Linked DNA regions of Mus musculus: region 1 is linked to region 2. The links are chromatin contacts, found by Hi-C or POLR2A ChIA-PET in ENCODE. All regions are on one chromosome and are shown on one strand. Each heading gives the region's core, a stretch centred on a gene start or an enhancer-like site at or near the end of the contact. The rest is flanking DNA. Distances are from core to core; before and after follow the strand shown. Region 1 overlaps Gm39696 (a long non-coding RNA gene). Region 2 holds the start of Pbx1 (pre B cell leukemia homeobox 1).

Region 1 (4,665 bases), core at 1,482-3,981, 45 kb before region 2:
CAGCCACACAGCACATTGTGGGAAAAATTAGAATCAGAATCCCAGCCAACTAATCTGTGGTTATGGAATCAATCTGCCAAATGAAGCAAGATGTAATTAAATAAACGCCTATGCACATGGCACGGTGCATTTAGTAGGCGCTCAATAAATTTCACAGAATGAGTGGAAACAAAACGCAAAACAAATATGCTACTATATGATCCCAACCTGTGCACCACAGTGAGTCCCTAAAGAAAGCCGGTCAAAAAAGCACACACAGGAAAAAGCAAGAAGGCTGTGATCTATATCTATGTCAGTTCTGTTTCCTTTCCTGAGGACAGGATCAGATTGCCCGTCAATCTGAGTGGACGCCTCATCTGCTCAGCTATCCAACAAAACTTAGACAACTGAGCCTTTCTTATGACATGTTAAGGGCCAGTTACCTCTCTCTCCAGAAATTTCAGGACAGTAAGAGGGGATAGTTATCAGACCGGAAGGAATAGGACCTTGTAAACCCAGGTGTCACACACAGATTGTGTCTTTTGGGATTTCTAGTAGCCAGTTTGGTGTTTTGCTATATTTTAATGGCTGCTTGAACCTATACAGCGATTGCTATTAGTTGTATTTAAAATAGTCAGTTCGTTGTGGAACAGACAGAAAATAATGCACTCTGTGTGTTTCCTGGGGATATATGATGGTGACACATGCCACACGCCCATAAAAAAACTTCTTACTAATACCATGAAATTTGGGGACCATCTTATAATAATCTTTAAACAAACATTGGGGATAATCTCTTTTTGGACATGGCTATGGAGTGAAAACGAACTGTTCTTTCTGTCTAGTGTTTTGAATGATTGGTCCCCAGTAGGTGGCACAATTTGGGGAGGTTGTTGAAGTGTCAGGAGTTTGGCTTAGATTGAGGAAGTTGATCTCACAAGGGGCAGGCCCTTGGAGATGTAGATTATGCCTGGCTGTTTCCTGCCTGGTCTCTACTTCACAGTCAGCCATGAGTGACCAGCGGTCCTCCACTGCACACCCCTGCCTCCAGGACATTTAGCACAAGCACATAGAACCAAGCAACTGTGGTCCAAATCCTCTGAAACAGAATGAAAATAAATGTCTATTTCCTTGAGCTTTCTGTCAGGTATTGGTGACTGTGCTGGAGAAGTAACAAATAGGCACATTTTCAACTTCCTGTCCCCCTTTCCTAGAAAGCATGGTCTTTGAGGGCTTCCACAGCATAATATAGAATGGCGCTCACTTCTTCAGCCAGGAAGAGAGCAGTTGACCAGGAAACATAGAGCCTTGGAACTAAAACATGTTCGGTGAGCCATGGGCAAAGACGTACTCAGCTGCTCTTCTCTGAGGACAAACTTGACTCTCTCTTGCTGAATTCTGGGGAACATTCTACAGTAAGCACTTCCCCTTAGAGCTGCGTGGAGTCAAAAAAAAAAAACAGCCATTAAAAATATGTATATAGTCAGGCAATGGTGGTGCAAGCGATTAATCCCAACACTCAGGAAGCAGAGACAGGAGGATCTGTGGGAGTTCGAGGCCAGCCTCAGCTACAGAGCAAGTTCCAGGACAGCCAAGGATATACAGAGAAATCCTATCTCAAAAAGCAACCACAAAACAAAAACAAACAAAAATTTATTTACCCAACTATTCCAACTATTTTTCTCTGGGTATGGTGTTTGCATATGTGTATATATAGTGGGAGGATATATAAGGCGGGTATGTGGTTTGCATATGTTTATATACAGTTGCATGTGGATGTTTGTGCAAGCATGTAGAATTCTTCCAGAGGTCTGTATCAGATCTTTCTTAATCTTCCATTTTTGTTGTTGTTGTTGTTTTTGTTGTTATTATTATTTAAGACAAAGTTTTTCATGTAGCCATGGCTGTCCTGGAACTCTCTCTGTGTAGACTAGATTGGCCTTGCATTTACAGAGATTTGCCTACCACTGCTTCCCTCATGCTGGACTTGAAGATGTGTGCTACCACGGCCTGGCTCCTTGTTTGTTTGTTTGTTTGTTTGTTTAGCTTGTTTTATATTGTTCATTGTTATTGTTGTTTTCACACAGGATCTCCCAAAGGACCTGGAGCTCACCAGCTAGGTTGGCTGACTTTGGAGTACTATCTGCCTCTGCCTCCCCCACACCGACATTACATGCCACCATGCTGATTTTTTATATGGCTGCTCAGGTCTTCAAGATTACACAACAGGTACTTTACCAACTCTCTCTCTCTCTCTCTCTCTCTCTCTCTCTCTCTCTCTCTCTCTCTCTCTAGCCCTGATAACAATAACAACATTTATAAAACCATTCATTTGGATGTTAAACAGAAAAATCTTACTTTGTTGGGTACTTATTGGAAGATTTGAGGAGATTTTTCTATCTGGCTTTACACTTTCATAATCAAACTCATTGCAGTTAGTTGATTTGGGATGTATTGGATGAGCAGGAAACACACATCAGGAAGAATTAAACACAGCATGGACAGTCTGAAAACACAACCACGACAAAAACCCTGTTTTTCGACTGAAGGCTGGCATTTTGTGATCTTTTGAAATCTCATTTCAAGAAGATTAATTTATTGGGGGATTTCCTGACTCTTAAAGAGAAGCCATAATATCTTCAGAGACATGTTGTCTTTCAGGCCTCTCCCTGCCAAGCAGGTGCCTGAAACCTGTCCTTCATGAGAGTAGCCAGCAAAGCAAAGGCCTGGGAGCCCTACAGAAGGACACAGAGCCCAGGCATGCATGGCTCAAGTCCACGTAGACAGCAGCCTATTTTTAATCAAGCAGCAAGGGGCTAAGGACTGTGTGATTCTGATTCTATTTATGGAAATGTGCTACATCAGCCTGAAAAGGAGGCTAAGATTGCTGCTCTGGTCCTGTCCCGCTCTTGGTACTCAAGGGGCTAGATAACCTATTCAGTCTCCCCTTCCCGGTTTCCTCAGCCACTTCAGCAACTGCCTTCCCAACCCATGAGACTCTCTCCAGGCCCCAACTACAGAGAAATTGGGGAGATGAAACAGAGCTATAAATGGAGTCTGTGGTGACTTCCAGAAGGCTATGCTTTGTAAAAACCATAAAGGAAAGAATGGTATAACAGTCGCTGTCCAGGAAGAAAATTTTTGTAACTGCTGTATGGAAAATCAGCCTTTCATGAAACCTCTGGGCCCTGCAGGTGGGGGTTGTGCAGAGCCATCCCTGAAAGTCATTTGATCTGCCTTAAAAGATCGAGCTGGTCACAGTTACAATTGTGCCATTTACCATGGCGAGGATTAAGCTGCCCCGATGTACCAGGGCCAAGAGGGGACATATTTATTCTTTTGTTGGCTCGTTCTGAGGGTGAGTTTGTGTATGCAGAGTGAGGGTCAGCCTTCTTTGGAGGTGAGCTAATGGGCTCTGTGGCTGGAGAGCATGTTGTCGTGAGGCCTCACATGACACTGAGGACCCAAAGCGGTGCCCACTCACAGGGAAAAAAAAAAAAAAAAGCCGGAGCCCCTGACCTACTGGGAAAGCTTCCAGGAAGGCTAATGACATATGATCCTCGCCCTTGCTCGGCTATTCCATCTCAGTTGCATTATCTTGGCAACCAGGCCTGGTGAAAAAAACAGTTCCCCGGCCCAGTGCTACAGGAGACTCCAGCATTCAGAGGGGCCAATCCGGGGTACACAGAAAGGACCTATGAATTTCAGACCCTCGCCGGTCAGACACATACATGTAGGCATTGCACGGAAGTCGCTCCAGTCAGCTGTTCTCTGTGGGTGGATGGGAACCCTTTGCTGGACCTTGGTTTGGTCTTTGCAGATTGAGGAAGTGCCTGTAAAGTCCTTGAGGGGAGGCCCGCTGCAAGCATGTTTACTGCTGCGTTATTACAGACAGTGCTGCGGAGCCCCCCACACGGCATCAAGCCATTTGCTAGATTGGATGCCACTTTCGGTGACAGGTCAGGGAAAGACACTGGATTTGATGCAGACTGACAGGTCCGTAAATTTGGTTTCTAATTTTATGTATTTATTTCTTTTAAAGAAAAGAGGGAGAGAGGGAATACTCAGAGCCATGAAATCATTAAAACCAATTCCCTTCCTCTCCCCCAGCCCTCCCTCTCTGGAGAATGTGTGTGAAACAATCTTCGCAGCTCCTGAGCCCTCCGATGGTATCGATCCAGATGTGGAAATTGGTATTGACTGCAGCTGCTGCTCAGCGCACTTCCCCGGCTTTTAAAGACACAGCGTATAGGTGATTTCACTTTGCACAGGACACAGCTCGGGAGACATTTGCTGATCCAAACTAAATAATACAAATTAAAAAATTGGGTTCTGCGTCTTGCATTCTCCATTAAGCCGCATGGGAACCGGAAGAGCTCTGGAGCAGCTGGCAAGGCAAAGGACCCACGGGCGGGCGGGCGGGCGGGCGGGTTGGCTCTTTCCCAAGCAAGGAAGGAAGGTTTCCTTTGCATTCTGCGTCCATCCTGATTCCTGGGCGAGGCCTAAGTGCAAAGAACCTGGACATGTGATGGCGAGTGCTGGTTGGAGATGCTGTGTTAATCCTCTATTGCCACCCTTAACAGTTATCACAGACAATGGTGTCAAGACAGGCATATCTATGGTGTTTGGATCCAGAAGTGTAGGATGAGGCACACCAGATGAAAATATAGCATCAACAGCTTTTGC
Region 2 (5,137 bases), core at 577-3,076:
AGTGTTGATTAAACCAAGAGTTTACAAGTTGAGATATGTGTGTGAATAAAGCCATTTTTATTAAGTAATATGGATTTGTCAGTACAGTTAATACGCATTATTGCATGCCCTTTTACCAGTGGTGCCAATGAGCATGCTAAGAGCTGCTTTGAAGTGCTTCCCTCAGGGCCCCTTATCTTGCCAAATGTTTGCATAATGATTGATGAAAAAGATAAAATTCTATTTGAGGATCTCCAAGTGCTTGGCTAGGTGGCTGCTTCCCATTCTGCTGATTGGTGCCACTGAGGCTGGCAGTGGCTCCTTTGGCACTATATCTACGCCAGAAAAGGGTTGATGGCTACACAGAAGAATAGTCCCAAGAAGTCCAGAATTTTTCTAAATGACGAGAGTGTTATTTTATCTTATGGGTATTCAGACCAAGTGCCCAATCAGGTTCTACTGTTGGTTGGAATAAAGGAAAATAAAGGTAAATGTGTGGATTTACCCCGGCTCTAACTCCTTATTGGCTTCTCTTAATTCATTTACTTCCTTTTACTTCTAATCCCAGCCTTCTTGTTTTAAGATCTGTTCTTCTAAGTCTTAAGTCTGTTTGCAAGCTAGACAAGCAACAGACATGCAAGTAACTTTTACCACATTCACATGGAGCTGTTAAGTGTGAGGCCTGCTAAGAATCCACCCAAACTTGGGTATGAATTCTAGCTTTGATACTTTATAACTATGGACTTTGAACAAATTCTTTAACCTTTTTGAGTTTCCTCTCTGTGAAATGAGAATAATAATCCATAATTCACAGAGATGTCTTGGGGATTAAATACAATAACTCAAGTAAATTACTTTGTGCATAGTAGGCATTCAATAAATGTCAGTTTCCTTCTTCTCCCTGTTATTAATGCTTATTAGACTATATTAAAAACTAGAACCAGACTGTGATAATGCAATCCCTTATTAAGTGTTTAAGCCAAATAACCAACTTCCCTCAGGGGGAAGAGAAATGTTGAATTCGGTTTTTTTGGTAAACTTATTTATTAGTATTTTTCTCGAGTTTTATTCCTCAAAGTCCACACTTCAGCTACTGTTTATGCCACAAAAATGACAATTTATATTCTCTTTGCTGGCATAGAGTTGAGGATTTGCAAATTATCCACTACCTAGACTTTGATCTATTATTCATTATCTTAGCAGCCCGATTTTATTTACTAACTACGTCATATAACAAAGTTTTGCTTTCAACAGTTTCCCTGAGGTCTAAGGATTTCAGAGAATCAAGTTTACTACCGCAGCGTCACCGCGTAGACGAACGAGGGGTGGGGCGGAGGGATCCACACCGTCTGTGTGCTTTCGTGTTAATTTTACAGTCTTGCGTTTAAGTGGAGCCACGTTTCCCTCAAGGACGGAGCCTAAGAGAAGCAGACAAGAGCTGAAGCTAAGGTCTCTCTGCGCCTTTAAGAACTGGAGACTGGGTCATAGCTCCGCCTCCTTCCCGGCCCACCTCTGAACTCTGATTGACAAGACTCCCGGGCTAGGAGGAGCTGAAGGAGGCCGAGGAGGAGACGCTGGGTGGAAAGTAGGGGGAGGAGGAGCCCACTTTCAGGACTAGCCAATCATAGAAGGGGGCGGGGCTCAAGAGCCCTCCTCCCTCCTCTGACCCCCGCCTCCTGGCCTCTCCGCTCCCTCCCCCCTTCCCTCGGCCCCCTCCCCTCTCCTCCTTCTCCTCCTCCTCCTCCTTCTCCTCCTCCTCCTCCTTCTCCTCCTCCACCTCCTCCTCCTCCTTCTCCTCCTCCTCCTCCTCCTCCTCTCAGGCTGTGGTTTTTCTGTATATGTTTCTGGAGTCCTGAGCCTGGGCTAAACAAAAGCAGGAGGCTGACGGGGCTGCTGGAGTTTGCAGAGACACGGAGGAGGAAAGAGCTTGGGCTTTGCCTGCCGCCACGGCTGGGGGTGATCTGGCTTCTGCTACAGCCCACCCCCTTTGAGATCACTCTGGCCCGGAGTGGGGGTGGGGGGCAGCGGGGGGTGGGGGGGAAAGTTTGCATTGCAATCCCCCTGCCTTCCTCTCCTTTCTCCCGATCAATGCATATTTGCAAAAGGATTAAGCCACAGATTTAAGCGCCGGGAGCCCATTTCTGCCTTGCAAAGGAGATCGGACTGAAAAACCCAAAGGCGGCTCTGATTTCTTTTCGCCAAGTGGGAAGGTGGTTTATTTTTCTTGCTTTTTTGGAGTCAACACCCTTCCCCACCAGCCCTTATCCCCACCCTCACCCCGCAACCCCTTCACGCCCCCCTCCCCCTCCCCATCCTCCCACCATCCTCTAAAGAGGCAAAGAGATTTTTTTTTTCCCCTTTTGGTCTTCTTCTTCTTTTTTTAAAACCCTGGTCCCTGTTTATCCTGAAAAGGATTTGAAGACAGCTTGAAGGATAAAAAGCCTCGGTGCTTCCCAGGCGCCGATCCGAGGAGCCGAAGAGGAAGAGCCGGGGCTGCCGGAGCCTTCAGAGATGGACGAGCAGCCGAGGCTGATGCATTCCCACGCTGGGGTCGGGATGGCCGGACACCCCGGCCTGTCCCAGCACTTGCAGGATGGGGCCGGAGGGACCGAGGGGGAGGGCGGGAGGAAGCAGGACATCGGGGACATTTTACAGCAAATTATGACCATCACAGACCAGAGTTTGGATGAAGCGCAGGCCAGGTGAGATGGAGGCTTTTCTTTGCCTTTCTTGTTTTTTTTTTTTTCCCTCCCTCTCGCAGGGGGAAACAATGGGAACCGAATCACCACAGCGCTTTCTTCTAAAATGTTGTTTCTTTTCTCATTTTGACAAACAACTCTATGGCGGAGGAGTAAAATTTAAAGAAGCGTTGTTATCGAAAGTGTGATCGCCCGTGCTGAGATATGGCTGTGTGTAGATAGATGTTGTGCGAGTGTGTCTGTTAGAGGTATTTGTATGAATGCACAAAAACACGCAGCCACGCCGAAAATACTGCCAACTAATCCGAAAGCGGCCCTCGGCACTTTTTTACAGCTTTAAAAAAGTGTATGAAGGAGGCAGAATTGTCAAGTTCCGAGCCGCATTCCATGCCTTCGGTAGTTGAGGGACTTCGGAACATGACAAAATAAAAAAAAATGTCCCAAGAACACTTTATTTGCAGATCCCGCTGACTCCTAAGCTAATTCAGCAAGTTTGATTTTTTTTTCTTCTTCACTTACCCTTCCGTAATAATAATAATAATAATAATAATAATTATTTGGTCTTTTTTTCCTCACTCCCCACTCAAAATAAACAAACAAACAAACACAAAAAGCAAGGTAGCTCTGTGTTAGTAGATGTCAGATACTAAGAAAATACCTTGCCATCACTCCATTCTGTTTTTAGAAAAAGGAAATGGGAAGAAAGGAAAGACAATTTTGCTTTTGAGGGCTGTTTGTTAGTTTTAAGAGACTCCGATTTTTAGTTTAACTTTATTGTCTCTTATTTGACTTGCTGTTCTCACAGGACAGAGGCGCCTATGTGTGGTCCTTTATAAAGGGGTGGGAACAAATACCAACCATATTTTCTACCCCATGCCTCTTCCAGGATCACTAAGAGTACTCCTAAATTGAAATGGAAACTGGTGGCTTCATTTGTATTTCAGTAGGGCAGGGTATGAAGAAACATAATTATGAAACTGGGACTTCCTTAACTGAACCACCACCAGGTATACATAGTTCTCCACTTTAGGATTTTTTACAGCAAGTCCTCTTTCAAAATGAAAACACAGGTTAAGTGGCAAAGCCACTAACAGCTTGCCCAAGGCCCAACTCAGTTAGGAAGGATTTAAAAAAAAAAAATCTAATGGCCACATATGTCCACACAATTGCTCAGCTCTGTTAAATCTCTGAGTACTTTTTTATTTTGCTTTGGAATTCTTTTAAACATATTACAGAGTGACTAAACCTTATGTGACTTAGTTATATGGTTAACAAGTAATGTGGATTTTATGTAAGAGAAACACAGCCTTGAGAAAGTAAGAGGAAGCAGCTAAGAGCACGCATGCTATGAATTACATTCATTTTAGCTGCGAACACATGGAACATGTAAACTGAAATGCTAAGGCTTAGGATGCCTGAAAAACTCGAGACTGTTAAGGACCCCCCCCCAACTATTTTCATGCTTTTAATGGGGGGGGGGAGATTTTTTGAAAAATTAATTGGTCCTCTTTTCCAATGTTATTATCTGAAGAAAAGCTAATGGGTATGACAAACGAGAGGCTCCCCACTGGCAACTCTCTCTTGAATTGGAACAGATTCCTCCATAACATTGTTCCAGAAAAATACACTCAGACACCACTGATCAACTGGCTTGATCACAAGTTCTTGAAGTGGAAGAGGCCAGTGAACGTGGGTCCTCACTACTTTTCTGCTCTCTCTTTTTTGTGAAACTGACGACAAACTCTTCTCAGCGGGTATCCCCTTTAATGGCCTAGATGCTGAGAAAGATCAGATGCAGTTTGGGGATGGGGAAAAATCCAGTTGTCTCTCTCTAACCCCATTTGTGTAGCGTGGGGAGGCAAAGCTTCTAGATGAGCTGCCAATTCTTTGCATTTGGGCCTGTGTGTGAAAAAAAAAAAAAAAAAAAAAGACTAGTGGGAAGTATTTTTAAAGACCCAGAAAAGATCTTAAATACATTGAACATTCTGTTTTTTAACCCCTTCTGAGAACTAGGTTGCTAACCCCCCACCTTTTTTTTTTCTTGAAAAAATGTAACTACTTAGACTATTAAGCTCTTTTTCTTTCTTACTAGTTCTACATTTGAAGTGCATATTTGTTAATTCAGAAAGTAAGCCATAACTATTTTAGATGCTGTGTGTATGTACGGTTTGAATTTCGAGTTTACTATTCCCCTGTTACAATTGTACAGAGCATGTTTGTGATGCGATCCCTGCCTCTCTGGAGGATGTGGGGTTTTGTTTTTGTTTTTTTTTGTTTTTTTGTTTTTTTTTGTTTTGTTTTGTTTTGTTTTTTCTTTTGGTTTGTTTTGTTTTTTAACTTTAAAACTGATTGAAAAAGAATTGAATGTGTTTTGAGTGCCCGGGGGTTTCTGCTTATCTTTACACATACATTTAGTTAGTAAACAGAATTCCCTTAGCTAGTAGCTGATAACATCAGTA

The links. A loop is a pair of places that touch in the nucleus more often than their neighbours do. ChIA-PET counts read pairs that join two places held with the same protein, here RNA polymerase II (POLR2A).
Region 1: a loop to region 2 is called in a map of gastrocnemius, with 2.0 times the contacts of the local background. The contact joins the enhancer-like site here to the promoter of Pbx1 in region 2. A Hi-C loop is called at or near these places in 2 of 37 maps with a recorded cell type or tissue (adrenal gland and gastrocnemius). POLR2A ChIA-PET finds 5 or more read pairs at or near these places in 1 of 5 experiments (Patski).

The regions. Positions count from the first base shown.
Region 1 is chr1:168,475,256-168,479,920 of GRCm38, reverse strand. Gm39696 (a long non-coding RNA gene) reads left to right here. Exons shown (of 3, transcript XR_865718.1): 2 at 2,067-2,208; 3 at 4,090-4,287. Among named protein-coding and RNA genes, the nearest start is that of Mir6348, 13 kb to the left of the region's middle. Within about 2 kb of position 2,731, at least 2 of the 3 ENCODE cell types and tissues checked have a DNase peak (open chromatin) inside an H3K27ac peak, as active enhancers do; they include gastrocnemius, where a contact is called at or near this core.
Region 2 is chr1:168,428,858-168,433,994 of GRCm38, reverse strand. Pbx1 (pre B cell leukemia homeobox 1) reads left to right here and starts at 1,826. Exons shown (of 9, transcript NM_183355.3): 1 at 1,826-2,681. The coding sequence starts at 2,491.